Linked DNA regions of Homo sapiens: region 1 is linked to region 2. The links are chromatin loops, found by intact Hi-C in ENCODE. Cell type or tissue: Panc1. All regions are shown on one strand. Links, peaks and the distances in the headings refer to the core of each region. The heading gives the core; the rest is flanking DNA. Region 1 overlaps LIPM (lipase family member M). Region 2 overlaps RNLS (renalase, FAD dependent amine oxidase).

Region 1 (13,788 bases), core at 3,023-5,522, 250 kb after region 2:
CTGTTGACAGCACTTCCAGTGGATGGGACCAGTCCTTTATTGCCTGCATAAATTTTCCTGCCAAGTATAGCATGTTGACCATCTTGCCACCTGTAGACAATGTTTGCAGCATTTGTAGTTCTTTTTCTTCTCAGATGTCCATGTCCCTATCCCTACCTCCTTGGCTCTTTTGAGCAACTTCTATTCAATCCTCAAGGCCCAGTTCAAATTCTTCCTCCATAAGACCTTGCCTGTCCAGCCCTGCTCATTTTGCTCCTCCTGCTCAGAATTCCTTTGCTCCTTCCTTCACTCTCATCCTTCATCCCTCATCTGACACATTACACATATCCTCTCAATAACTACTTGTCAGATGTCCTCCATTCTCATGTTTTTATATATATTTAACTCCCCAAATAGTTGACAACAGTGGTTCCTGAAGGATAGTTGTCAGATCAGCAACATCTGCTTTGCCTGGGAACTTGTATATCAATTTTTTGGGTTCCACACAGACCTGCTGTATCAGACTGTGAGTGGGGTCCCGCAATTTGTGTTTTAACAAACCCTCTAAGTAATTCTGATGCATGCTAAAATTTGAGACACTTCTATAAATTTTTTTTTCTTTGAGATGGAGTCTCCCTCTGTCACCAGGTTGGAGTGCAGTGGCGCGATCTTGGCTCACTGTAACCTCCGCCTCCCAGATTCAAGCAATTCCTCTTCCTCAGCCTCCCAAGTAGCTAGGACTATAGGCATGCACCACCACGCCCGGCTAATTTTTTTTATTATTATTTTAGTAGAGATGGTGTTTCACCATGTTGGCCAGGATGGTCTCGATCTCCTGACCTTGTGATCCACCCACCTCAACCTCCCAAAGTGCTGGGATTACAGGTGTGAGCCACTGTGCCCGGCCTATACATTTTTTTAAGGTTAAGTATACAATGGTGTCTCACACACATACATGCACACATATACACTGCATTCCATAATATTCGGTTAATTGAGTTTTAATTATAGTGGTAGTTAATGCTTATTGAGTTCCTACTATGTGCTGGGAATTACAGTTAGTGTTATATGTGCATTATCTTTTTGCATTTATTGCAACAGTCCCATGGAGTATGAACCATTAGAATTCCTAATTTACAGATGCATGAACTGAAGCATAGGAGCAGTTTAACTAAATTTCTCAAGATTATACAGCTAGTTTATGTAATAGTGTTAGAACCAGTGTTAAAACTCAAACAGTGGGACCCAGGAGCTTTCTCCTAATGACTATGCTTTGTTTTTGCCCTATATTCTACCTGGGCATGTGATGTTTGGCCTTCTCTCTTGCTCTTTTTTAAAGCAGCCCCTGATGCAAATGGTTCTCTCCTTCTCTCTGAGTGATAACAATGGGCAAGAATAGTGAGGATGCTTAGAAGATATTTGCAGCTACAAATTTTCCAGAGAATGTCTACATGTAACTACTGTATAGAGTAAGGATTCTTAACCAGGGGTTCGTATGTAGGCAACAAGATATCTGAAACTCCTGAAATTGAATGCAAAACCATGTTTTTGTATCCATTGTATATCCATTTTTATAGTTCTCCTCAAATTCACAGAGGGAACTTTAACCTGAAAATGTTAGGAATCAATGCTCTTGAGTCTGTGGTTTTAGAACTGGAAAGAACCTTAGGAAATGCATGGCCCAGGAATGCTCATAAGTTGTCCTGGAACAGGTGCCCCACTGGCTGCTTTAGAACCATCTTATCTGTAACCTGAAGTGGGCTCAAGACTCTGTATGTTTCAATGCCCAGAAGATTCTGATGCACAACGAGGTTTTGGAATCAATGTTCTGATCCAGTGGTTCTCAAACATTAGGGTACATCAAAATTCCCTAAAGAGCTTGAGACACAAACTGCTGGGCCCAGTCCTCTGAGTTCCTGATTCAGTAGGTTTGGTTGGAATTTGCATATCTAACAGATTAGTCCAAGTGATGCTGATGCCTTTGTCCCAAGGCCCATACTTTGAGAACCATAATTCTATTCCGGTTTCCATATTAAGACAAAGAAAGTAAGGACTAGAGAGGGTTAGCAGATTTTTCTAAGGTAACATGATTAGCTAGGGAAAAGCAAGGACTTTCACTGTGTTTTACAGCATCAAGGAATCTACTCTTACTTTTGGATCATTGAGAATATGGCCACAGAGAACTGAACCTAAAAGAAATTGTGCTTTTTCCATAGAGTGAAATCATCCAACATCAAGGCTATCCCTGTGAGGAATATGAAGTCGCAACTGAAGATGGGTATATCCTTTCTGTTAACAGGATTCCTCGAGGCCTAGTGCAACCTAAGAAGACAGGTGTGGGTCACCCCATGTCACCGCAACACAGCAGTCTTCTCTGCAGTCACGATTTCCTTGTGATTTGAATGTAGAAGAGAGCCTGGGTTCTTAGTGCAGAGTGAGGTCCATTGTTCAGGTCAAAGGATGGTGTCAGTTCCCCCATAGTCTCCATCACCACCACCGTGTCCGTCCCCACTGCCACCAATTATCTCAATTAAACATACAGTGTTTGCTTTTCAAAACACTCCTTCAAGAAAAGTTCATTTCTTGACTTATTTTAGCGCTTAACCCATTCCCCAAAACTCCTCCTATGTAGACATTCTAAAATATTTACTGACAATTCCTTGAACAGACCATATCAGCCTCTGATTATGAAGAATTCAAGCTTCTTTATGGCACCTGGTACCCGCTCCTGTATACTCTGTATTCCTCATCTAAAGAGCACTTAAAATATTTAAGATGTTGCCTAGCTTTTTACTAAGGGCTTTTGAAAAACGAAAGTTCTATACATACATTTTATTTTATTTTATTTTATTTTATTTTATTTTATTTTATTTTATTTTATTTTATTTTTGAGGTGGAGTTTTGCACTTGTTGCCCAGGCTGGAGTGCAGTGGTAGGATCTCAGCTCACCGCAACCTCCGCCTCCTGGGTTCAAGCAATTCTCCTGCTTCAGCCTCCCAAGTAGCTGGGATTACAGGCATACACCACCACACCTGGCTAATTTTTGTATTTTTGGTAGAGACAGAGTTTCTCCATGTTGGTCAGGCTGGTCTTGAACTCCCGACCTCAGGTGATCCACCCGCCTCCACCTCCCAAAGTGCTGGGATTACAGGCATGAGCCACCGCGCCTGGCTATACATACATTTTAAATGTTTGATACATGTCTCCATAGTTCATACAATTCCACCCTTTTGTATGTGGGATTTTCAGCTATTGTTATTTTTTAAACATTTGTTTTCATTACTAAAATATGCCTATTTTTCATTTCTATTTGGCTGGATTCTTTTTAATACTCTAGCAGTAGGTTTATAGTAGCAACTATATTGTCTTTCTTGTGTATAGGTAATATAATTTCTTGTGTTATTTTGATATGCCAGATACACTGATAAGTGCTTTATTTGTATTAGTCTCATTTAATTTTCACAATTACCCTAAGAAACTGCTACTCACATATGTTAAGCAACTTGCCCAAAACGTCTGTGCTAGTGCTTGCTAGTGAGTTGTAAAACCTGCACTCAAATCAAATCTGTCTCTCTGCCATTATAGCCCGTGTTCTTAACTAGGACCAGAAAATGCTGGACAAATGCTATTGGGCTTTGGTGTAAAGAAACGTTGGGGTTCTGTTTTACTCCAATTTGTACTTGTGTAGCTTTTTGAAACCACCTTTTTTTTTCTCACTAGCTGCACAGCTGCGCCTTATACATGTCTAGCGTGCACCTGCCTTAGTGTCTTTGAACTTAAATTTCTCCCTCTGGACCACTGTTTCATCAGATGTCTATGCAGCTTGCCTTGGCCCTTCTTTCAGCCAACTTTATCAGAGTTCTTCCCTGGCCACCCTATTCAAAGTTGCAGCTCTTTGCTACCTATTGAGTTCTAGCCCCTTACCCTGCTTACTTTTCCATATAGCACTTACCATCACCTGATATAATAGATATTTGCATGTTTGTCTATTGTCTGTCTCCCCCCAGTCAGAGTGTAAACTCAGTGAGAGCAGAGACATCATTTGTTTTGCTCAAGGCTAGAACCAGTAACTAAATGAGTGCTGAGCACATTCTGGTGCTAATAAATATTTGCGGGATGAATTATAGATTTTGTATAAATAAATGAATAGCCTGGGGACACAGCCCCACGAATCTCAGGGGAGTGGTAAAAGCACAGTTCTTCCAAGCAGTCGAGTGACTTAGCAATTACTAAGCATGGGGGTCACCTGCAGCCCCTATTCTATGGATGGAATTTGTTTTCTTACATCCTGTTGATTCAGACTGTTCACACATTGCCCAGGTGTTTGAGGTTCAAGGAATCTGCCTCCTTGTTCCAGTCCGTGCAGAATACTTCCCTCTAGTGGCCAATGTTGTTGGCATGTGCCTCTTCAGAGGCAATCTCCCATATCAAAAAAAAAAAAAAAATTCACCAACCAAGAAAGCCAGTGAAATTCTTATTGAAAACAACTGAAAAATGTTTACTGTAAAGCTTATAGCTTGTGGTAGCGGCCTTTTTATCTTTATCAAAGAATCTTAGTTGGCTTCAATATCAAGAGAGAAAATAGGCTGGGCCATCCTCAGAAATGACAGCTGTGTAAGTGTAGCCCTTACACACTTACCTGCTGGGTGTAAATTAAATAGAAGACCTAGGGGATGTTTGAAATGATATAAATGAGCCATTCCTCTTGTTAGGGGAATCACAAGAACAAACTATATGACTAAGTAGAACCAAGGTGACCTTAACCATGGGAAATGCCCGGACTCTCAAGGGGAGCATTGATCACCTTGGTTTGATTGTCCTGTGTTAACACAGCTGAGGTCACCTCCCTGAGAACTAAGAGGATGAACTAAATGACCAGATTAGATTTTCAAGGAAAATCTAAAATAACACTGAGTTCCTTCCTCCTGGCCCTTCACTCACAGTCCACAGTGACCCACACGTTCTCTCCCTTGAGAGACAAAATGAGGCAGATGGAATTCATGAAGACTGTCAAGATGCTGGATGAGTTTGGTGTAGAAGGCTTTTGTCCTACAGGGAGACTGCATGTGTGTTTGGTGCCCGTTTATAGCAATAACAACAAGAGCTACCCATCTGATCTGAGGTCGGGCAGCATGCTGAGTGCTTAATGCACAGTACCGCATTTAACCCTCCCCTGCCAAAACCCTGTGAGGTGGGCAATTGTCCTCATTTTGCTAATGAGAACACTGAAGCTCAGAAAGTCACTTGCTTTAGAGAATTATAACAATAATAATGAAAGCAATAAGGCTGTTTTTTACTGCAGGCTTCTTCTGAGCCAATACTGAGGTGTGGATATTGCATTCATGATTTGATTTAATTCTCACAAGTCCTGTTGAGGGCATGACATATTTTTTACTCCTAATAGGGCAGCACCTTATTAATCTTTCAGCCAAATTTGCTAATGTCAAAATAATATATATGCCTTAATTTATTGAACATATTAGAATTCTTAAAACCCTTCATCCTTCTCTATTCTCTACTGATATTCTTATAATTCTTTATTTTGATATAATTTCCAATTTATGGAAAAGTCCTGGGAATAGTACAAGGGACTTCCATATGCCCTTTGCCCTGATTTACCAACTGTTTACAGTTTTACCCCATTTATTTTATCATTATCTCTCCCCCATCTCTTACGTGTATCTTAATACTTTTTCCAAAACCTTTGATGGTAAATTTGAGACATACATCATGCCTATTTGCCCCTAAGTACTTCAGTGAGTATTTTCTAAGAACAAGAGTATTCTCTTCTATAACTGCAATACCTTTATCAAAGTTAGAAAACAAACATTGATTGACATTAGTGTTTAATTCGTAGTCTATATCCAAATTTTGTCAATTGTCCCAAAGTCCTTTACAGCTGTTTTCCCTCCTCTGGTCCATAATCTAATCCAGGATCATTTACTATACATTTGGCCACCAAGTCTGTCTCCTTCATAAACAAACAATTCCTAAGGTTTTGTCTTTTTGATTTTTGCATTTTTGAAGAGTTTTGGACAGGGATTTAATTTGCTTTATCTGATGTTTCTTCATGGTGTGATTCAAGTTATATGTTTTTGGCAGGAATAACCCAAAAGTGAAGTTATATCTTTCTTGGTTCATCATATTATGAAGCAAATAATGTTGGCTTGTTCCAATACTGATAATAACTTTAATGACTTCATTAAGGTGGTATCTGCCAGGTTTTTCTAAAGTTAGTATTTTTCCTTTTGTAATTAACAAATAAGTTATGGGAAGATAATTTCAGGATATGTAGTATTCTGTCTTTAAATTTTACTCACTAATTTTAACATTCACTGATAATTTCAATCTTTCTGAATTTGTTAGTGGGTATTGTACTGTAAATCAATGTTTTGTATTTACTAATTGGCATTCTGTAAATAAGAGCTTTTCCTTCCAATTATTTATTTGTTCATTTATTTATTGGTCTCTATATGGACTTGAACATTCTTAATTTATTCAATGGGATATAATTATTTACTATAATTATTTTGATGCTCAATATTTCTGTATTTGAACAGTGGGAGCTCCTTCAAGCTGGCTTGTGGGTCCTTTTGACATGAAGGTCTCTTAATCACTAAACCATTATATATATGTGGTATACATATACCTTAATAATCATACTATACCATCTACTGGGGCACTTTCAATATTTCTGAAGAGCCCAGACAAGTCTGATAATAATTACACAAAACAAAGAACAGAAGTTAAACTTTATAGATTCTTTTTCTGCCGGGCAACATGCCATCCATTTCTTGTGCTCTATTTTATTAAAGCATAACAAAAATCTTATTTTACTGATGAGGAAATCAAGGCACACACCAAAGGTCAAGTAATTGGCCAAGATAACTAAGCTAGCAAGCAGCTGAATCAAGATCTGAACACAGGTTTGTTTGATTTGAAAGCTCTTATTCATTACTGGACAACAAGAAAGGGAGAGAACATTTCATACAGTTGAAATTTTCTCTTTTTGCAGGTTCCAGGCCTGTGGTGTTACTGCAGCATGGCCTAGTTGGAGGTGCTAGCAACTGGATTTCCAACCTGCCCAACAATAGCCTGGGCTTCATTCTGGCAGATGCTGGTTTTGACGTGTGGATGGGGAACAGCAGGGGAAACGCCTGGTCTCGAAAACACAAGACACTCTCCATAGACCAAGATGAGTTCTGGGCTTTCAGGTATATGATAATCTCGAGAACAGAGGTAGACATGTCTGTCTTTCAAAAAAAATGGGTAAAAAATTACGGCTTCTAGTATTTGGTTGATTTATTTTGGTTGAGTCATCATTATCTTAACATGATATCCCCCAGTTTTCTTAATTAACTAGTGATTCCTTGGTTGAAGTAGTGAGGAATGCTGAGTTCCCCATGTAGAAGGTGGGTCTAGCTAATAGGGTGAGAATGGTGGTTGGTGTCAGGTGACTAAGATTGGAATGAGAGAAGTGTAGATCAATTTCCTCATGGGGAGGGGCGGGTAATAGTATAATAGTACTCCAGAAGGAAAAGAGACCAGGCAGCATTAAAAAAAAAGAAAGGAAACTATTAAGCCTAGTGTGTTAGTCCGTTTTCACACTGCTGTAAAGAACTGCCCGAGACTAAGTAATTTATAAAGTAAAGGGTTTTAATTTACTCACAGTTCAGCGGGGCTGGGGAGGCCTCAGGAAACTTACAATCATGGCAGAAGGTGAAGGGGAAGCAAGGCACCCTTTTCACAAGGCTGCAGCAAGAAGTGCTGAGCAAAAGGGGGAAGAGCCCTTTATAAAACAATCAGATCTTATGAGAACTCACTATCACGAGAACAGCACAGGGGAAACCACTCCCATGATTCAACTACCTCCACCTGGTCTCTCCCTTGACACATGGGGATTACAGGGATTATGGGGATTACAATTCAAGATGAGATTTGAGTGGGAACACAAGGCCTAACCATATCACCTAGGGACCATCGATTTGACTTACCTCTCATGTTCTTACAAAAGATTTTTAACTCTTTTATTTAAATTACCTATTGATGTTCAACTCACTTTTTATGGCTATCAGAGACGGACCACTTCAGCATCTTTACAACTATTCCTGTAAATGAATCTGCAGAGCCCTGTGCGGTTCTGCTTAACAGTAGAACAGGACACTTCCACTAGCAGTTGCGTTATGTGCTCAGTAAATATTCACTGAAGATAGTTATTGCTACGTGATAACATCTAGAGAAAACAGCAGTTTGCTGACAGCCTGTGACTCCAGAGGCACCCATGCTTCATAGGTTTGAAAGAAATCCATTCTGAGTGTTGTGAGGGACACGGTAACAAGCTGTCAGAGTTGACAACTCAAGGGCTTGTTTGTAAACCTGGTGTCGGGGGGAGCTTTTGTTTGTTTCTGATTATAATTTTTCATATAACTTTGTCTTTTCCCCTTGTAGTTATGATGAGATGGCTAGGTTTGACCTTCCTGCAGTGATAAACTTTATTTTGCAGAAAACGGGCCAGGAAAAGATCTATTATGTCGGCTATTCACAGGGCACCACCATGGGTAGGTTCAAAGAAAAGCAGGTTTGTATACTCGGAAGAAATGTGAGCATACGACACTAGCTATCCCTGAAATCTGTCACCTTGTGCTTCCTTCAGACCTGCTCTTTTCATCTTCAGAATCATGTAGTCCCCAGCAATGTGTCTAGCATATAGACATATGTGCTAGATATAGCATATCTCTGTGCTATATGTGTCTAGATATAGCATATCTCTCAATATAAATATTTTCTCAAAGCCAACATCGTGTTATTCAATTATTTATTTAACTCATTGAGCACCTACTACTTGAAAGCAAATATGCTGGTGTCATAAGGACCTTATAATTTTATAGGAGAGGTAAGATGCAGTCACATATATACTTATTGAAATATGTATTTAAAAGCAAAATATACATTTTATGAGTTCTAAAAATATTTCGTATTCATGTTGACATATTTCTTCTTTTGCAGGCTTTATTGCATTTTCCACCATGCCAGAGCTGGCTCAGAAAATCAAAATGTATTTTGCTTTAGCACCCATAGCCACTGTTAAGCATGCAAAAAGCCCCGGGACCAAATTTTTGTTGCTGCCAGATATGATGATCAAGGTATGAGACTCCTCAGAAAACTTCCTGTGTACGTAGAAAAATCTTCCAGCCCAATTTCCTAAAACATAAACTTTTAAATTACAGTCACATCTTTTCTGTCTGTCATGTCTATGTCACTTCATATTTTCACAGGGATTGTTTGGCAAAAAAGAATTTCTGTATCAGACCAGATTTCTCAGACAACTTGTTATTTACCTTTGTGGCCAGGTGATTCTTGATCAGATTTGTAGTAATATCATGTTACTTCTGGGTGGATTCAACACCAACAATATGAACATGGTAAGTGGGAGCCTAGTAAATTCCCAGCATCCCAGCATAAAGCTGGGAGTCATATGGCTCACCCCTGGAGGGAGAGCTAATGCCAGTGAAGACTCAGAGTAATGATATATTCTCAGTAACTCAGTTCTCTGCAAACTGTAAGGAAATAAGGGAAATGCTTCAGTATGGACTGAAACAAGGTTAACATAAGGGCATTGCTGATATTAAATCACAGATTATAGATGGAAGAGGTCTGAAAGCAGCTTTACTACAGTGAATTAAATTAAAAAGAGCAATTAGCACATGTTAGACAACAGAGACAACTGTCATGCATCATCCACCTCTACCCTGCACTGGGGTCCTGTAGGTTTGTAGTTTAAGTTCTTTGATGGAACATCAGGGACCTTCATTTTGGCTTAGGCTACCAGTTGGTATCACTGGGTGGGTTCCCTAGGAAGCATACTCTGAGATGGAGGTTAATGTGAACAATGATTTGGGTCCTGCTCTAGGGATAATACCTAGAGAAGGAAAAGAAACAGGACTAGGTAGGTGAAAAAGTCAAGTAGTGATGCAGTCTCAATAGGAGACTTAGTTGATCCTGCAGGGATTTTTGAAGATAGGATGACCCTTCAGAACCGTCTCAAGTTAGGAAGAGAGGGTTGGGTCTTTATACACCATATCAGTCAGTCATTTAATGTAGCCATACCAGTAACAGGGTAGCACTGGGCAATGTATCTGCCTACAATTGGTGCAATCCTCAAAGCAGACTGAGAGTGGAGGGCTGTTTGCCAGCAGCACTCCCAGCAGCTGGGGCAACATTTCCTTAATTCTGAATATTTTTTCTTCTTCTTTAAGATTAATAATTTGATTTATAGTAAGGATATGAAAAGTATATATTATGTATCAGGCTAATTTATTACCTATACCAAGCCTATGAGTGTTATTAATATCCCCACTTTGCAGATTAGTATACTAAGATTTAGTAGATTAAGTGACTCACTCAAATTCACCTAAAAATTAAACTGCAGAACTAGGATTTGAATACAGGCCCAATGCTAGAGCCCTCATCCTAAATATCACTAGTAAAATTTTTTTTAATTAGGGGCCAGATCTCTGATGAGAACCTATTCTCAGATGAAAAATACCGGTGTCTGGCAATACATTTAATGACATTTTATTTACGTGCATGTACATATTTTTGTTTCATAGATAATTGCTGATAACTTAATAATGTTACCATTTCTTAGTCTGACACCCTGGAGATTTGGTCTTGACAGGGTATACATCTTGTGAGTTTTTCTATGTCCCCCAGAATACTCATGGTTTGTTACAGAGCCGAGCAAGTGTATATGCTGCCCACACTCTTGCTGGAACATCTGTGCAAAATATTCTACACTGGAGCCAGGTAAGAATGTTGAATTTGCAGTCTTTGCTAAATGTCCTGTTATATTTTGTGTAGAATAGTCAAAGGACACCATTTAGATAAGCCAGGGATTATTTCACACTTATTCTAAGATGAAATGCAGTATCGTCGATGCTATTTTGATGGAGAATTTGATCTAGATCACTGAAACTTTTCAAGAAATGGGAAGAAAGGACAGAAGTAGCCTAAGAACTTCTTTAGATCTTAAAAGTATGAATTTAGATGATCCAAGTGAGACTTCTCTCTGTCTCTAGACACCTCAAAGATGTGGCTGGAGATAATTATGTTTCTACATCTTCTCTTCAGCTCCTCCAACAATACAGTCAAGTAGAAACAAAAATGCTAATGTGGGGTCTGTCAAAAGAGATATTCACAGGAGTCCTTCACACTGCAAACTTTACCTGCAATTACAGGAAACACACACCTCTGTGTGTCTATGTGGTGTGTGTGAAAGAGAGGGATGGGGGAAGGAGAGAGTTCTCTCTGTTGACAGGTAGGGAGAGACAGAGAGAGAGAGAGCAATTGTACCATCAAAACCAGAGAAGAATTATAAGTTCAATTAAATTTTGGTTGCTATCTTCCAGGATCACCACATTGCACAATTCCAGGGCACGATTCCCCATTGTAGCCCACACAGTTGTGGAGGATACCCACTCACATTAATTACAATGAAGATGCACTTCCTGGAGTTGCTAATGCAATGATCAAGAATTTATGTAGTCCCTCTTTCTTCTCAAAAGGCCTCATTCTTGTCTTACCATTTTCCTGAGACGCTTATCCCAACATTGAATGGAAGAGCAGCTCAACCATTGCTCTCTCCTTCCCTCATGAGTGCACACTGGGTAGCACATTTCCACCACCCCACCACGCTTATCCACTGAGACGTTGGAATTCCTTGTAAATTTTTGTCTCCTTTTAGGCAGTGAATTCTGGTGAACTCCGGGCATTTGACTGGGGGAGTGAGACCAAAAATCTGGAAAAATGCAATCAGGTAAGAAAATCAAATACCATCTGCTGAAAATATATACATTGGAAATGTATGACAGGGACGTTATAATGACAGTTTATTCTAGATATGGGAATAAAATATGAAAATTTAAGCAGAAAATAATGGTTCATGTTTGACTCCATTTGAAAATGGTTAAGTTCACAGCTGATCCAAGAAACCTCTCTGCTTTTACAATGGAGTAGGAGGCCTTTTTAGCTGAGGCTGTCTCCCTAAACAAGGTACTGGGCTTCTCAGGAGCAAGATGAAGTAGATTTAGTCAAGAGAAGAGTGTAGTCTATGGTGGATACTAGAAGGATTATTTTAGAATTAAAAAAAATGGGATGGTGGCAGTAAGTTTGTTTCATGGCACAGTAAAAGGAACATTAAATGGCAAGTGAGGATTGCTGTGTAAGTTTTGCCTCTGCACTATAAACTTCTGTAATAGGAGGGAGGCTGCTTTAATTTTTCAGGCTTCAATTTCTTTACCTTGAAAATAAAAATTTTGGGCTTAGAAAATCCATAGGCATTCTCCCTAGTTATACTTTAAATGAATCTGTAATTTGCAAGTTACATTTTTTAAAAATGTTATTACATTACCCAAGAAAATATGTAGCTAATGCTATGAACTAAAATTAGATATCAAAGTGTGGAGATTCAGAATTGCACAGGTATGCCCTTTAGAACATAAAATCTTCTGAAGATTTTTGGTAATCATGTGTATGAATGTAAATAAATATTTACCATAGAAACAATACTGGAAGGGGCAGATTAGACACAGCTTAGTCTTTCTTTGAGACCCTCACATCATAAATTAACATCCGCTGCCATATGTCTATCTAGATGTAAAATGCTAGGAAACTGGACAAACTGTGCAGTGCCCCTGGATAGTGAACTCTCAATCTCTGGTATCAGCTGCTTCTCTTGAAGTCTTTCTTCACTGTTTCCCAAAATATGTCTTTAGAGAAAGTATTTCTGTTCAAAGATGTTTTTTTAATTATATTTATTTACTTTTGAGACAGAATCTTGCTCTGTCACCCAGGCTGGAGTGCAGTGGCGCAGTCTCGGCTCACTGAAAACTCTGCCTCCTAGCTTTGAGCCATTCTCTTGCCTCAGCCTCCCGAGTAGCTGGGACTACAGGTGCACGCCACCATGCTCAGCTAATTTTTTTTTTGTACTTTTAGGGATGGGGTTTCACCATGTTGGTCAGGCTGGTCTCAAACTCCTGACCTCAAGTGATCCACCTACCTCAGCCTCCCAAAGTGCTGGGATTACAGGCGTGAGCCACTGTGCCCGGCCCTAAGATGGCTTTAATTTATCAACATTTAATGGACTGAGTTCTAGAGAAATTGATTCATGCAGAATAGGCACCAGAAAATGGGAGTGGAAGGGAAGAGTAAACAAACACACAAAAAAAATCATAGAATCACAGAAACTCAGAGCGAGATATGACATTCAGTTCAATCTTTTCACCTGTAAGATGACAAAAAAAATTACTAGCCCCATAGAATTTTTCAACCTTCCTTATCCAAATTAGGCCATAACTGAGCCACAAAGAGAAACCAGAGCATCTAGGATTGGAGCCAAGACTCCATGGTGGATTTCCTGAGTAAGAAATGGGCCTTACCACTTCTGAGGAAAGTTCTGGATGCTGATTAATCTCAAGGGCTCAGCCGGCTAGGCTAATTCTACTAACACTGCATAAATACGGAAAGTTCCCAGGTATTAGGAATACTAATTGGTATATTTGGTGGGGAAGGGTGAGGAATAAGGATTGGAGCAGGTATTTAACTTTTACTTCCCTTTAGCTCAAATTACCTGAGTGCCATAGGCCATGGTTCTGGCAAATGCAGTCAAGCCGGGTCTGCCTCAAAGGCTGCCTGGGATCACATAAAGACTGTGAAGATGCAGAGCCCTTCCCAGCAGATTCCTTGCTTTTCTCTGTGGAATATAATTCTTCTTTCATGAAATGTTTGTGAAATTATCTTTTAAAAGAACAG
Region 2 (17,068 bases), core at 5,918-8,417:
TTTAATTCAATTCAGTTGATGACTCAGTTGGTGATAATGACGCAATTCCATAAATTATAGCTCTCTGCTCTTTCATCTCATCCCCATCTCTAGTATGGACATTTCCTTTTAAAGCTTTTCTGTTATCGAAGAACTCTAAATGAAAAATAGGGCTCCAAGTTCTAAAAGAAGCACACAGTCAGTAAGGCAGCATTAAGGGGGAAACTTTCCTTCTGTTAGGGTAGCAACCTGGTGGCCTAGTTTAAAACATCACACATCTACTGACAGCATGTGTATGAGAACAAAACTATGAAAATATTTACATCATGATGCGTTTATATCAAGCATGGAGAGATTGCACACATTGGTAAAGGATAAATTGCTAGGAGAGGGGCAAAAAGGTATACCGCTCCAATTACTAAAGCCTGGAGAAGATTTGGATTCCATAATTGGTTCTACCACTCAACAGCTAGAGAGCCTTAAGCAAGTTAACATAATTTCTCACTTTCCTCCTCTATAAAATGGGAATAATAATATTTCTCATGAAGTGGTTGTGAAGGGTAAAAATTATAATTTAGGAAAGTGCTTAACATAAGTATTCACAAAATTGTGTTGATATTGGAATTATCATCATCTTCCAGCTATCCTCAACTTTATGTTGTTATTTTTTTTCTGACACAACTAATTAGTTCCCCAGAGGGACACTTAAGTAGGTAAACTCCCTCTGTCCTGCCAGGAGCAGAAGTGAGTAATAACTGCAATAACAGAAGTGCCAGATCACCCTAAACTCCAAGATGATGGAAGTCTCCGCTGTTTCTACTGATGTCCCCATTTGTGGAAGGTGGCAGAGAGGTGAAGATTCAGTTGGGCAGCCTCTCAGGCACTTAGAGAAAGAAAGATTAAGTAGAACAGACTCCCAATCTGCCATTTAGCAAATAATAAATTTAAAAAGACAAGAGAATTAGGAAATAATAAATATAAAAATACAAGAACATGATAAAATATCAAAGGTGACAATATTTAATTAATACATTAAAAATGTAAGGCTAATAACTGTTTTTTCTAAAATTAAGATCCCAGTTTATAAGTTTGCAGGCAGCCCAACAGACCAGCTCGTGTCAGAAGTTTAGAAACTGAATATTTCCCCCTCCTATGGAGATGGTCTGCTGAAAAATGCAATGAAGCATACTATTTGATGAAAACAGGACTTTCGTTCTTTGTGCTTTTAATAAAACTCTTTTCAGCAAAATGTCAAGGAAAAAATCAAGAATTAGAAACGTCTTTTAGTAAAAGTATTTCGTTCTCATTTTTCCATCAAGAATTATGGAAAATTCTAGAAGTTATAGAAAGGAAGTTGAAGGTATTCATTATGGGTAGTATTTTATCATTATATTCTACAGTGCATAATAAATTTTGCATCTTTGTAGTATAACTTATTCATGTTTTACGTGTCAGTTTAAGCATATGTTAAGGTTAACAGCCTTTAGAACAACATTTCTCAAAGTCTTAAGAGTGTTTTCTTTCTTCCAATCTAATTAGATAAAGTTATTTACCACCTCAATGTATCCAGCCAGGTTTTGAAAGATAGATTCAGTATTTTTGATGAACTAAGACCCCTGTCATTTGTTCAACAGATGTTCCCCTCCAAGGCTCACCATAATCTGCCCCAAATCCATCTCTCTGGTTTTATCTTCTAAAATTCCCCACCATAAAGCCTAGCTCCTACCAAATCAGTCCATTTTCAGCCTCCCAAATATAAAATGAACATTTCTATTTCAAACTTTATGATAAGACCATTCTTCTCTCTAAAGCACTCTCTCCCTTTCCCACTGAATGTCCTCCAAGACGTTTTCAGATTGTTTCACTCATTCATTCATTCATTCATTCAATGCAGACTGAGAGCCTACATATACGAGGCACTCACAAAGGAATCCTGGGAAAACAGGAACAGGTAAGTCCAAGCAAGTACCTGTTTGAGTGGACTCTATATTCTACCAGAAAAGACACACATTGCACAATGGATTAAACTGTTAATTAATTAAAGTTGTGATAAGTGTTAAAAATACAAGTCACCGAAAACTACGAGCACATGTAATGGGAAAAATGGCCTGGTCTTGGGGGTCAGAAAGACTTTTTTTTTCTTGTATTTTTTATTAATATATCATAGTTTTACATATTTTTAGAGTACATGTGATATTTTGATACATGTATAAATATGTGATGATCAAATCAGGATAACTGGAATACCTATCACTTCAAATATTTATCTTTTCTTTGTGTTGGTTACATTATAATTCTTCTATTAGGAAGACTTTCTTGAGGAAGTGGTTTTGAGCTGAGGTTGAAGGATGAAAAAGGGCCTAAAGTAGGGCAGAGGGAGGTCAATAAACAAATCTGCTTGATGGTTATTATAAAATTAAGATATATTAGTAAAGATATGGCAAGGAAATTCTTGCCTTCCAGGCATTAAAACTTATTGCAACAGTATTTCTCCCAATTACTCTTGCTTTCTGTAAAGCTGGGGACAAAAAAAAAACCCAGTAATGATCTTACATTTAAAGAAGCCACCAGGAAAAGGTGTTAGCCAACAGCTCTCAAAAGATCTGGGAAACGATCAGTCAAAACTGGTCCCACTACCCTGAGCCCCACTACCCTGAGCCCCACAGCCCAGGCAATATAGGAAAAATATTCAAACAGATGTGAAAGCTTGGCCCTACAGAGAGTGCAATGTTTCTGGAGAGCTTTATCTTCCAAACCCCGTAAGCAGAGAGTAGTAGCTCCTCCTTAGGAGCCTACTGGAGAATGATTCAGAAGCAAACTCTGGGAGGGAGCTCCCAGGAGGAGTAACAGAGACCTGGTTCCCTGGCTATGTACTTGCTGAACTGTTGAACCCATGGGGACTAGGGCAAAGCTCTGCTGGTAGGGCTGCCTATAAGGAGGGGACTGTTAACAGCAACAGAAAGGTTCATAGGAGGCTAAACACTACCCACTGGCCAAAGAAACACACCACACATATGGTCTACATATAGACCATCATGGAGGAACAGGCAAGAGCAGCCAATTGCCCCTCCCTACCACCAAGAAGTCAGTCTTAGAGGCAATCAATGGTTCTGTAAGCTTATAGTTTGTAGATGTTCAGAGATAACACACACACACACACACACACACACACACACATACACACACAGACCCATAATCCACTCTGCTACAACTCTCTAGCACCACAGGTGCCACAGACAGGTCTAGCTGGAGTTTAGGGTAGAGAGAATGAGCTCCAAACTGAGACCGAAGTTTAAACATAAATACAGCGAGTCTTCAAAACCAAAGTGAGACTGTTCTAATGGCCAAAAGTGACCAGAAAGTTATAGCAAAGGACCAAGATGTCATTAAGGAATCCTCTCTAGATAGACATGGAGTTCAACATAGAGACGTTGAGGGCAGTTCTGGGAAAAAATAAAGCTGTCTCATGTTTACAGGTCAAATAGTTCAGACTCCTTAAAAATGACTTAAAACCACAAATTGATTATAATGAAAACAATGACGATATTGCAACACAAGTAAATAAATGGAACAGAACAGATATCCAGAGACAGACTCAAGTATATATGGAATTTAACATACGGCAAATGAGGAATTTCAATTTAGTGGGCAAAAAAATAATCTCTTATTAAATAAATGGTGCTGATATAATGGATTTCACTCTGGAAAGACAAAAAACAAAGCTAGATACCTTTCTCATATTTTATATAAACATATATTCCATATAAAGATTTTAATGTAAAGGATAAAAATTAAAAATATTAGGAATATAATTCAGAATACTTATATGACTTTAGAGTGAGGGAGATAATCCTTAGCAATCAGGAAGTCAAGTATCTATTAAAGAAAAAGACACACTTGACTAAATAAAAATCTTAAGAAATTATTATGGCAAATGAAATAATAAACAAAAGCAAAAGATAAATAAATGCTAGTCTAGGAAATATATGTAGTACTATATTACAAATATTGATATCCTTCATGTGTGAAATGCTCATAAAAAACAAATAATCCACTAGAAAAGTAAGCATAGGACATGACTGGGACATTTCACAGAAGAAAAACTCTAAATGACCAATAAGCTTATGAAAAGAGGCTCAATTTTACTTTTGGTCAAGGGAAATGCAAATTAATGCAAGAGCAATCAACCTGTTTTTACTTATCACTTTGGCAGAAATGTTAAGATTGATAAAAATTTAAAATATCCGGTCCTGATGAGTATATAGGCAAACAGGCATTGTCAAACGTAAGAGTGAGAATCATGACAAACTTTTTGGAAGGTAATATGGCAATACTTATTATAACATACAGGTTTTTTGAGCCAGAAATTTCACTTTGGGGATCTTATCACCCAATATAGCATTAAGAGCATCAGTTTATAAGAATATGTAAACAAGGATGTTTTTCAAGGCATAGCATTTAATAGAGAAAAAAACTGGAAACCACATGAAAGTCCATAGATAAACAAGAGATGAAAGACTAAATTCCAGTACTCCCAAACTAAAAAACTTTATGCAGCTGTTAAATAAAAATAAATCAGATGTTTATCTAAAATAATGTTGAGTAAATAAGCAAAGTGCAAAACAATAATTTTAGAAGGCACGCACAGTCATCCAAAGCTTTATATGGTTGGAACAAAGTGTGGAAGGGCACTCACTGAACTGTTAACATCAGTTAGCTCTGGGGAATGGAAAGGAGGGCAGGGCCAGGAATAAATAGGTTTGTAAGGAATAAGAAGAGAACCATGAATGAAATGACAATTTGTTGGGCATTCTATGAATAGACTGTGTGGGAAGGAATAAAGAGATACTTGATAAAACCAGCAAAAATTTAAAAATAGAAAAAAGTAAATAGTAGGCACCAATGAAAAGGATAAAAACAACATAGTACTTACCCCAATAAATGTAAAAGGGTTGAACTCATCTATCAAAAGAAAAAAATAAATAGTAGATACCAACGGAAAAGATAACAACACAGCAGTTATCTCAATAAATATAAAAGGGTTAAACTCTCCTATTGAAAGAAAGAGATTTTTCATGCTGGATTTAAAAACTCAGGTAGGTATATTGTTCTCTGGAAACATCTAAAACCAAGTAACCATAAATCAACAAAAGTGATCTTATTCACAATCTCCATAAATATTATAAAATATTTCTTAACATGCCTAATAAGTAATGTGTAAGATCTTATGATAAAAGCTATAAAATTTTACTGAGGACATTAAAAATACCTAAATAAGTGGAGAAATGTTTCATTTTCTTAGATGAGAAGATGATCTATTATAAAGATGCCAATTCTTCCTAAACTAATGCAGTGTAATTGAGTGTAATTCAAATCAATATTCCAACAGGAGTTTTTAATGAAACCTGATTCTAAAGTACACTCAGAGAAATAAAAAATAGATTAGCTAAGAAAAAACAGGACAAAAATCAAGCGGGCTTTATTCTACTCTACATCAACATAACTGTTTCCATAGGAAAAGAGTTTAGTGAAAAGAATCTTTATTTCATATTGGCAGTATTAAAGCCACACTTTGTTATACTGTAAATCTCCTAAATGCCCATCAAACTGGTTTACTACATTAAGGTAAATCAAAAGACGAGAGCACTACACAGTAAAAATAATGATGCACATGAATATTCACTGGCACTGAAAAGATACTCTTAATATACTGTAATATAGTTTTGAAAAATCCACTGAACAATTTCACATATCTTAAGTATAGCATTAAGGTCCAAGTTGATGATTAGATAGCTGAAGCCAGAGAATGTAGCCAGAGGTTGGAAAGAACAGAGTGACAGGAGGATGTGAGAAGCTTTGTTTTGCGTACCAGAGCATTATGTGAGGAAAGGAGTGGGATGGTATACAGGTCACCACTGAGAAAGCAGTTATTGAGTATCCCTGGAAAGTTAGAAAGGTACCCCCAAGATCTTTATTTTAATAGTTCATTTAAAAACCTAGCATCTATAAATGTACTGGAACTTTCAGAAACTATTATACTGGATGAACAAGTGCTATAATTTTTAAATGTAAGCAAAATTATTCAGTCAAATAATGTCTTATTAATTGAAAACTTTTCTACATTGAAATAAAGTAGCATTTCCTTAATTTGTGGTTGTATTTTAGAATTTTAAAAACAATTCCATGTTCTCCTAAATTATAATTAAACATACATATGCATATCTGTTCTATATCTGCATCTATTGGCATTGTAGATCTGTGAAGCTCTATATTTCTAGATAAAGAAATTTTATTTCTGTTATTCATATATTCACATATGGATGTGATCCTTTGGTTATTAGAGTTTGCCTTCTTGAGATCTTCTCCGCTTTTATTACATCTTTGCTATCACACAGCAACTAGAAATTAAAAAATTTACAAGGATAAATTATTTAGGGAAAACAAACTCCTTTCCCCATCCTCCAATCTAGGAAAGAGAAGCTCAACATTGTGTTTTGAAAGGTTGTGATGACTGCAAATACACACACACACACACACACACACACACACATGCACACACACACATGAGAAAGTAAAGCATCTTTCTCTTGCAGGATCTTAAGGTGGATTAAACTGGTGAATCCCTGAAAATCAGAGGGTGGGGGGTGGAGATGAGTGCTATAACTAGAAGTAAAACTAGGAGGAGAGATTAGGAATTCCTGAATCTAATGTTTAAGGGTCAGGGGTTTGAGGAATTTCTGTGCATGGTAGAGAGGAAGATCAAGTACACATGGAAGAGCTATGCATAACAGTGGTTAAGAGTACAAGCTCTGGAGTCATTTTACTGAGGTTCACATCTCAGTTTCACCAAGAATTGAGACAATAATAATGCCTAGCATTACTTTGAGGATTAAGTGATATAATCTTTGTAATAAGAATATAGAGAAAGTAGCACTATTATAGAATCAGAAAGTAAATCATAAGAGGGTCACAATATGATACATGAGGTTTCTCTATTCTCCCAGCTGGGAGGAAGTTTAATAAATGTAATAAATAATTGCCAAATGAAAAAACAATTACATCTGCTTCTTCCATAAGAAGCAAAATAGAGAGAGTTGGATGACAGAAAATCCAGACCACTCTATAATGTAAAGGGAATTCTTTCACATAAGATATGATACTTATGTTAATCCTAAAGGCTACATATGATTAGAAAGAGAGAGAAAGAGAATGAGAATGAGAAGAAAAACACAGGAAGCTACAGACGTGGCTGTTCATAGTCTGTACAAATGTGAAACATGTAGTACATTCCTAATTCTGTCACTCATTAATCAAGCACTTTTTGGTAAGTTATGTAATTCTAATGGGCCTAAATTTATTTCCCTGTGATATGCAGTTTTGTGAATATTATAGTTATAGTGTTATTCTATGTTTCTGTCATTTTCACAGTCCTCTCTAGTTTAGATTCTAAGGGGAACTACAATATATATTTCACACACTAGATGGCAATATATGGCTTTGTAAGTGGATGTCTTTTTCACAGAAGCCTAAGACGTCTAATAATCAAATAAGAGCTGATTTTTCTCCAGAAAACACAGAGAGAAGGGTAGACATTAACCAATTCTTCATACTGAGGTCATGTTTTAATCCCTTTGATTTGACCCACAGATGTTAAAGGATCTTGTGGGGACATTCTAGTTTAAGTCTTTAGTGCCAGAGAGAATTATTTCATAACAATGAATTAAACACAAAATGATTTCCATGGGGGTCCAATTCTGAATTGAGTCAGCTCAATATAACATCCAAAGACCCTCATCCTCAGTCAAATATACCAAGTCAATTATTCTTAAACTTTTTCATCATAAAGAGCCTACATATGGCACAATACTCCTCCACTAAAAAAAAAGGAAAGAAGATCTATTTCTTTTCAGCATGATACATTTTTTTAAAACAGTGTCAACGTTATCTTTCTTTTTTTTTTTTTTTTTTTTTGAGAGGGAGTCTCGCTCTGTCACCAGGCTGGAGTGCAGTGGCGTGATCTTGGCTCACTGCAACCTCCGCCTCCCAGGTTCAAGCGATTCTCCTGCCTCAGCCTCCTGAGTAGCTGGGACTACAGGCGCACTCCACCACACCCAGCTAATTTTTGTATTTTTGGTAGAGATGGGTTTCATCATGTTGGCCAGGATGGTCTCGATCTCTTGACCTCGTGATCCGCCCACCTCAGACTCCCAAAGTGTTGGGATTACAGGCAGAAGCCACCGCGCCCGGCCAATATCATTTTTTATAATAAGAGTAAACTATTCTTATTTTTAAAGTTATGATTATTCAAAAAATCGTAAAGAAGAAAATGAAAATCATATCTGAGCAATAGCCAATGTTAATGTTTGTCAAATTATTTCTGATTCATGAAAAAATATATAAATACATACTTTAATCTTCTTTCCAAGTTAAAAATATTTATAAATATTTCTGTTAATAAATATATTATTATATTAGTGGTCACTACCATTCTATTTTTCATGGGTATATATTTACAAAATGTACACAGGAAGTGTTCTGAGAACACATACCTTAACTGAAAAGTCTGGTCTTGCCCCACAACACTATTTTTCACAAAATTGACAGAATTGGTCCCATTTAAAGATGAGTAATGATTAACAAGAGACATATGCAGAGAAAAGGAGAAAGACAACAGAACAGAAAAGAACAGAACCTAAGAAATGAGCTGATGAAAAATACATATCAGAAAAATTTTGCCAGGAAGCAAATTAGTTCAACAAACACTCGGGCATTAGTTCAGTAACAGTAAAAGAATACAGGACCTCTTTGAAACAATACCTCAAGGAAGGGGCCAAAAGGAACTCTTGAAAATTACATGGATGACATGGAGAAAAGGCTAGAAAAAAAGTAATGCAAAGATCAAAGTTGAAAGTGAGTTAAAAGAAAACAGAAGCTTTGAGAGGGAGATACTTTAAGCTTTTGTAGATACTCTGAGATCATAATAAATGAAACAAATAAATCTTCCAATAAGTATTAGAAGGAAACTTACCTAAATAAGAGAAGAGCTGAATGTTCAAGGCAAAAGTGGACAACATAGCCCATGAAAAATGAACACAAAACTAGTAACAATAAGATATATACTTATGAAATTACTGGGCTCAAAGATAAAAAATATAAAAGAGATGGCTCTAAAGTAAAATATCCCTGAAAGGTTTAGAGGAAAAAGCATACACCAGAAAAAAGAAAATAAAAGAGAGAACATTTCATTTATAAAAGTTTATTTGAAAGCAAAATAAAATTAAAATGAAACTAAAGAGAGAACTTTTTAAGTCAAAGGATATAATTTTAATGAGGGTCTAGTACAAATCAAATAAAATCATAAAGCAAAAATTGCCACAAAAAAACCCAGGAAAGACAGAAAGAAAAGTAATAATAGTAGGTGAGTTAAGTTATCTTTCTCAGCCAAACACAGCTCAAGTGCACACACAAAATATAAGATGTAAAAAGAGCTAAATAAAATTATTAATTAGCAAGCCCTTAAACACATTTAGGAGACAGTCTATGACACGGTGTTGCTTTAGATGTCACTAATACAAATATTGAGAAATACTTTCAAAATGTAATGTTAAAGGATCTCTCTTGATATACAAAACTATGCAGTTTTTAAATATTGGAGTATGTAATTTACAGCACAAATGAATGTCCTGACTGATGGCTACACTGTATTTTTATAAAATGTTATAGTATGTTATTAAAACAATCTCAAAATCAATCCAATTATTGCCAACCTCCATGGCAATAAATTATCCTACTTTAAATGTCATTGGCAACAAACTAGAAGTAGATTCATGAAGAGATCATTCAAATTAGTCTCCCACTTTGCCTACAGGCATCTAATAAATATTCCAATTTCTTCTATATTATTATCACACACTGTACTAGAAAATAAGCTATATTATTTCTGCATAGTAGAAATGATACTCAAGGAAAAAAATGCTTTCAAAATTTAACAGCAGCTATACCCTTCCTCAGAAAACAATTTCTTCTATAGTTCTAAATCTAAGATCTATAAAACATATTTATTACCAGTTTTCTTTCTATTAGTGGCATAAAAAGCCATTTCTCTATCAAAACCAAGGTCAATGTTAGCTGTGCAACAAAGTCAAAAGCTACAGGCATATCAATACCCACTGCCATCCCACAGCCCTGAAGCCTTGTCCACCACGACCAGACTCTGTTATAGCTCATGGGCTTCAGGAAAGATGAGGTACCCTCTACAATTCAATGACTTGACGGGCCAGGGTCAGTGAGCCATGATGAAAGCAGGAGAAAATAAGTGAAATCTGTGCAGATACTGACAAAACAGAGCCACAAAAAAGTAAGAACATGCCATATTTTGTTTTCTGTTCCTGCATTAATTTGCTAAGGATGAGGGCCTCCAGCTCCATCATGACCTTTTATCTGGAATCCAGGTAATAGGGAAATCTATAGGGACAGATAGTAGATTAATGATTGCTTAGGGCTGGGGGCAGGGATGGGGATGGAGGGATGGGGGTGATAGCTAAAGGGGACAGAATTTCTTTTTGAGGTGATAAAAAATTCCAAAATTTACTAATTACAGACATTGATAATGGTTGCCTATATCAGTTATTATACTAAAAACCACTGAATTGTACATTTTAGATAGGTGAATTGTATGGTATGTGACTTATAATCTTAAAGCTATTTTTTTGTGTGTGTCGTTGTTGTTTTGTTTTGTTTTAAGAGGTGTGTCTTAGGGGTTGAGGAAGAAGTCAGGGAAGAGGTGAGCCAAGAGGTCCCAAGCAGGGAAGAGCATAAGACAGAGACTCAAGAGTAATCCAAGATGAGATGTCGCATGGGTTCATATAATCAATATACGCAAAGCAAAGGTGCAAATGTGAGGAAAAGAGATACAAATTGTTTGGACAGGCTGATGCTTTATGACAGCAGTTCTCAACCCTGGCTGCACAGTAGCATTACTTGTTTACAAGGCGAGTCACTTTTTGAAGATACATTCGTTGCTCTGTTCCAGAAACAAGTAGATTTGCTAAGGCACGGTATTAATAATAATTCTCACAGTGCGGCTTTGAACTGAATCTTCAGCATCACCTAGAAACTTGTAAAAAATGCAAATTGTCCATGCATACCTCGATACAACCAGAAACTCAGACTGTGGCCCAGTAATCTGTGTTTTAACAAGTCTTCCAGGTGATTCAGATGCAGGCATAAAAACAAACCAAAACAATGGCAACAAAAATCCACTAGAGACAGGGTGAACATTCTGCACCCAGACCCTTGATGTGAACATAATATGGTGTACCCTTCTAGTTCTTTTTGTCAGGCTTGGGAATAGCTATTACCAAGCAATTTTTCTAAGAAACTTTTGTTTTAACCTTTGTTAAGGAAAGCAAAACCCAGGTTTTAGCTATATTGTTCACAGACCTGAAAAGGAACTGAAACAGATGTTTTAGATATTTAAGGTTTTAACAGGAAAGTATTCCAATTTAAAAACCAAGATGTCACTTTTTTTTTTTTGTAACAGCAAAGTTGTGAGAAATCGGAAGTTCTCTCAAAGATTTAATATTTCAATTCTAGGGCATATAGATATTAGATTGGACTTCCCAGACACACTGGATGAAGGAGAGAGACAGCAGCTGGAGTACCAAAAAGGATGTCAATTCACATTCCTGGCATGATTCAGGACACCCTTCTTACCTGGTAAATAGAAATTCATACAGAGCAACATACTATTTGAAAATAAGTAAGTTGATAAAAAGTAAATGAATCAAAATGAACATATAGAACTAATTAAGTTAATGAAAGTCAAAGGAATATGTAAATACAATTTTCAGATCTGAACTTAAGCATAAACAACTAGTATTTTAAAAAATAAGGTCTACTGCAAAACAAGCAATGGGGAAAAGACTCCCTATTTAATAAGTGGTGTTGGGACAACTGGCTAGCCAGATGAACAAGATTGACACATGTTCACCTACGTAACAAACCTTCACATGTACCTCCAAACCTAAAATAAAAGCTAAAAAAATAAAAAATAAAAAATAAAGATTATATCATAGTATTCTAGCACCTTGACAAAAAAAGAATAAACAAACAAGTCTGAATAGATTCCTTTAAGAAATGGAATCTGTAATTTAAAATTTTACCACAAAGAAAACTCTAGGCCTAAATGGTTTTACCAGTGAATTCTTCTAAACATTTAGGAAAGAAATAACACCAAACTTGTATTAAAATGCTTCCCCTGAACAGAAACAGGAAAAATTTCCCAAATAATTCTATGAGGCCTACATACCTCCATGTCCAACAACTGGAGAAATTAATACAAGAAAAAATACTACAGCTCAATCACTCTCATGGACATGAATGCAAAAATCCTAAACAACATATTAGCAAGCCAAATTCAGATTTACATAAAAAGCATTAAAAAATAAGGTCCATTGTCAATATAGAGTTTTTCTTTCTTTCTTCATACAAATCCATATTTAATGAAAATAGAATATGAATAGAATAAGAAAAAAGTCTATTATGGGATTCTATTAATGAGAATTTTACAGAGAATGTGAAGAAGTAATACGGACCAGTGAAGTTTTTCCTTAGGTCTTTTGGAAACACATTCATTCAGTTGGTCAGTTGGTCATTCACTCAATTCGCAAATATTAAAGAACACCTATGCAGTAAACACTCATTGTTCTTGATTACTCAGCACACAAGTTCTCTTCATGGCAGTACCTATATTTATTTTGAGGTGTTACTTTGTCCCATTGATTACATGCAATGCAATAGGATTATAATCCAAGATGCTGCAATTCCCTAGCCATGAGGTGGGAATAAGACCCATGTCAGGTCAATAGGATGCTCTCTTGAAATTTAAGTCTTGGGCAGAGGCACAATGATACTGATGGGGCACATCTTTTCTAAAGGTCATATTCTCACCAGATTGTTGCCAGCTAGGGCTTTTTATATAATTCTTGTTCCACGGGGTTGGGGAATTAAAAACAGGGCACTTCAGTCAGAAGTTTCAAGGTTTCAATTATGCAAGGTAAGTAAATCCTGGAGATCCCCTGTATAGCCTAGCAACTATAGTTAATAATATCATATTGTATACTTAAAAAATTGTTAAAATAGTACATCTAATATGTTGTATATTCTTTTTTTTTTTTTTTTTTTTGGTTTGTTTTTTTTTTTTGACACAAGGTCTTGCTCTGTCACCCAGGCTAGAGGGCAGTGGCACAGTCAGGGCCTACTGCAGCCTTGACTTCCCAGGCTTAGGCAATTCCCCGCCTCAGCCTTTTGAGTAACTGGGATTACAGGAACATACCACTATGCTTTGCTACTTTATTTTTTTTTGTAGAGATGAGGTCTTGCTATATTTCCCAGGCTGACCTCGAACACCTGGGCTCAAGCAACCCTCCTGCCTCACCCTCCCAAAGTGCTGGGATTATAGGCATGAGCTACCACACCTGGCCTATGTTAAGCATTCTTATTACAAAAGAAAAAAATAACAAATAAAGGGGAAAAAGCTTTTGGAGGTGATGTGGATATGTTTATGGCATAGACTGTGGTAATGGTTTTAAGAATGTATACTTATCTCCAAATTCATCACACTGTATACAGTATGTACAGCTTTTCATATGTCAATCATACTCAAAGTGATTTAATAAAAGAGGACTCATGCAAGGGCTAAAAGATGAGACCACATGCTCTCTAAGACTCCCTTCAATTCTGAGTTTCTATGATTAAAATGAACACCGTCAGCTAGGATTGTAGTATCAGTAAGGAAAACTGGCCTGATGAAACAAAAGCTAACTGAGCAAGTGCAACTTCTTGGAGAAATGTATCCTCCCTGCCCCAGTACTTAATACCTTTATTCCCTTTTTGTTTCTCATATCTGAATTCCTTCCTACTACTTAGTACAGGAATTTTAGCTTTCAGACTCCTCACATGTGCCTTTTGCTGACATTACTTCCCTGTTCACCTCTGGATCTCAGAGTTGACTTAGAATAAACCCAAAGTCTCCTGTTGTTCACATGTATACTAGAAATTCTAATTTGGCCACTGGCTTACTATCTTCTCCTTCCCACTATCCCCAGCATTTCTGGCAGTAAGAGTGCAAATTCTACCACTGCCATCCCACCTGCACTGAGTTACATCTCATCTGTGCTGAGTCAAAGTGGCAGGAAAAAGATGTCTGTGGATTTATCACAAGTTTCTGGTGGCAGTGCACCAGGAACCCTCAGGAATCACGAAGAAAATCTTAGGTATCTACCTAAGAAAATCTTAGCTATCCACCTCCCCTACTCCCACCTCTGAGAGTAAATAGCTGCTGTCAACTAGGAAAGATATAAGCATGTAAATGACATTTCTAAATTGGCTATTTGTAGTTTAGAGTCTACTTTGGGGAAAGATAGGAAATCAAACCCTCTGCACATACTTTCCCCACCACATGTTTTATATCAAAAAGAAATTAAACAAAGGTTACTATCTAAGGTAAAGTGAATAATGCTAAACCAACTGCAGTATCCAAAGGCTTAGAAAGGATAAAAATTTTCTTTGACTTTTAGTTCCTTTATTAAAATTTGGCTCTTCTGGCATAATTTCAGCTTCTTCAGCAAAATTTACTCATCCCCTCTCACCCATCCCTTGTCATGCCTCTCGTTCACAAAAGAGCTAGCTAGACAATTGCCTCAGACAGAAGTAAACACAATTAGAGAGCAACCCAGAGAACAAGAACATAGGAAAGGAGGCAATCCAAGCAAGTACTTGTACATAAAAATCTTTTCTCAAAAATGGCCACAAAAACTGCTCTTCCTTTAGGCAAAATCATTTCATATCCATCAAAAATACTGACGTGTTGAAGACATGGGCAATAAGAAAAGTGTTCAACTTTTAACCAGCTTTAAAAACATTCTATGGGTTTCACCTTGGCCTAGATTAATATCATGACGACGGCCGTAAGTATCAGTTTTTAAGACAGGCAAATCAATAGAGTCTATCACTTGTCCTTTGCGAAGAGAGTTAAACCAAATTCATGCTTTGTCAAAAGAAATCCCATTCCCTGAGGCAGGTAAATGGCAAAAGCAGACTCACAGGTGGTGATGTCACCTTGAAGCTGCAGAATCTCAGGAACTGGCATTGTGAGAACAATAAGATCAAACTGCTCAGGGGAGCCTGTTTGTTTGGATACTTCCCATTTGTCATCTCTTAGGTTGATCTGTGTCACACGATGTCTGAAGTAGACTTCTGCACCTGTTCCAAAAGCAAAATCATGTCCCCATTATCAGAATTGCATATATGAATAAAGGGGATGTGAGTAGTCACAAACTGAATCCATTCAAGTGAACAAAATGGCCAAGACTGTCTTCTACTGTCCTCCAGCTCTCTTCCTTTACTTTCTTTCTAATTTAGTGGGAATTCATCCCTACCTGGCATCCTTGGACTTCCCTATCAGTGCCTGCTCTGAATCAAAAACTACTCCTACAATTAGTGATAAAAATAAAAATAATAACTATAGCTACTTTTCATTAAGCAGCTACTATATGCCAGCTGCTTGGTACACATTATACTAATTTATCTCACAGACAAGGAAATAGATTGAGAAATAGCATGCCATGATTTAAAACTATAACCATCTGACTCTAAAGCTCATCATTTTTGCAGAACAAGTATACACTTCAGTAAACATGTGTGTTAGCAATGAAATAAGAAGAGCAATATTCTCTATTAAAGGAATTAATATTTCCCATTAAAGGACCTGAAAAAGGTTCTCTGTAAGGGAAATGCAAGTTCTCATCAATAGATCAATTGTCTTCATTAAGAAGAATCAGAATTTAGAAACATACTCTAGAGTACCCTCCCATAACATTTTCCTTCTTAGCACTTAACACAAGGATATTTTAATAATTATTTCTTTAATATTGTCTTCCCTTTTAATCTGTAAGGCCCATGAGCTACAAATTATACCTGTTTTATTTCTATGTATAGCATATAGTATACATAGCATAGAATTTATTAGTTAAGTATTTATTTAAAATAATGAATTATGAGGCCAGGCACGGTGGCTCACACCTGTAATCCCAGCACTTTGGGAGGCTGAAGTGGGTGGATCACTTGAGGTCAGGAGTTTGAGACCAGCCTGGCCAACATGGTGAAACCCCATCTCTACTAAAAATACAAAAACTAGCTGGGTATGGTAGTGCATGCCTGCAATCCCAGCTACTAAGCAGGCTAAGACACGAGAATCGCTTGAACTCGGGAGGCAGAGGTTGCAGTGAGCTGAAATCGCACCACTACCCTCCAGCCTAGGCAACATAACAAATAAAAAGAATGAATTATGAACCATAAACTGAAAGAAAGTACAATTGGGTCATTAAGTCTCCTTAGTAAACTAGTACTCACCTTCCAGTTTTCAAAAAATTTTGATTTACAAGCAAATCTACTTTTATTCAGCTTTGTGTATAGAAAAAGAAAGAAATGAAGATGGAATGAGGGAGGAAAAAAGCACACTGAAAGATCCTGTTCATCTTTACCTGGGAAATCTCACGTTCCTAGTCACTAAAAATCCAGCTAAAGTTCATCCCAAAGCTTCCTTTCTGTAGCCACTCCAGCTCAGTGTGATCCTTCCTCTCTATGATATTCTTCAACCATCACTGCCTTTAGTACTAATTTTGACATTGATTCAAAATATCTGCATGCTTTAGTTGTATCTTATCTATGTAATAATACTCAAGGCTCCTTCATGTCGGGTCTTCAGATCTCATACACTTTCATCTCTTTCATTGACCCTTAAATAATGCTACACCCTAGTAAGCACTCCAGTTTTTAAAAAATCAAATGTAAATGTTAGAAGAAACATAGTTCTAGCTAGCCCAAGAGATCAATCTCTGTTCAAGACAGTGTGCATCATTCTGTTCAAAGATTAGAGCAAGGGGCTTGTAAACAGTACTCCATCTTGCCTGAGGGCTTTTCTAAGGCCCCTGCTTGGGGAAGGTGCAAATAATTTGCACTTTCAACACATATCCACCATCTCCTTTATTCCAACAAGGGCAGCTCTGCTTCACTCTGTTTTTATTTA

Evidence for each region. A loop is a pair of places that touch in the nucleus more often than their neighbours do. Peaks named below come from ENCODE experiments on the same cell type or tissue, not always from the same donor. Only the 100,000 strongest peaks of a DNase experiment are listed, where the experiment ranks them.
Region 1: a loop joins it to region 2, with 11 times the contacts of the local background. A loop is called at or near these places in 30 of 110 quality-filtered maps.

What each region holds. Positions count from the first base shown.
Region 1 is chr10:88,806,103-88,819,890 of GRCh38, forward strand. It overlaps LIPM (lipase family member M), which reads left to right. Exons shown (of 9, transcript NM_001128215.1): 2 at 2,196-2,313; 3 at 6,995-7,193; 4 at 8,428-8,537; 5 at 8,986-9,122; 6 at 9,255-9,401; 7 at 10,714-10,785; 8 at 11,723-11,794. Among named protein-coding and RNA genes, the nearest start is that of LIPM, 10 kb to the left of the region's middle. In Panc1, for the core only: CTCF peaks have their summits at 4,365 (motif pointing left) and 4,574; a DNase peak (open chromatin) is centred at 4,309; H3K27ac peaks cover 402 bases.
Region 2 is chr10:88,557,819-88,574,886 of GRCh38, forward strand. It overlaps RNLS (renalase, FAD dependent amine oxidase), which reads right to left. Exons shown (of 7, transcript NM_001031709.3): 4 at 15,085-15,243. Among named protein-coding and RNA genes, the nearest start is that of RNLS, 17 kb to the right of the region's middle. In Panc1, for the core only: CTCF peaks have their summits at 7,440 (motif pointing right) and 7,645; no DNase peak of the experiment used is centred there; H3K27ac peaks cover 274 bases.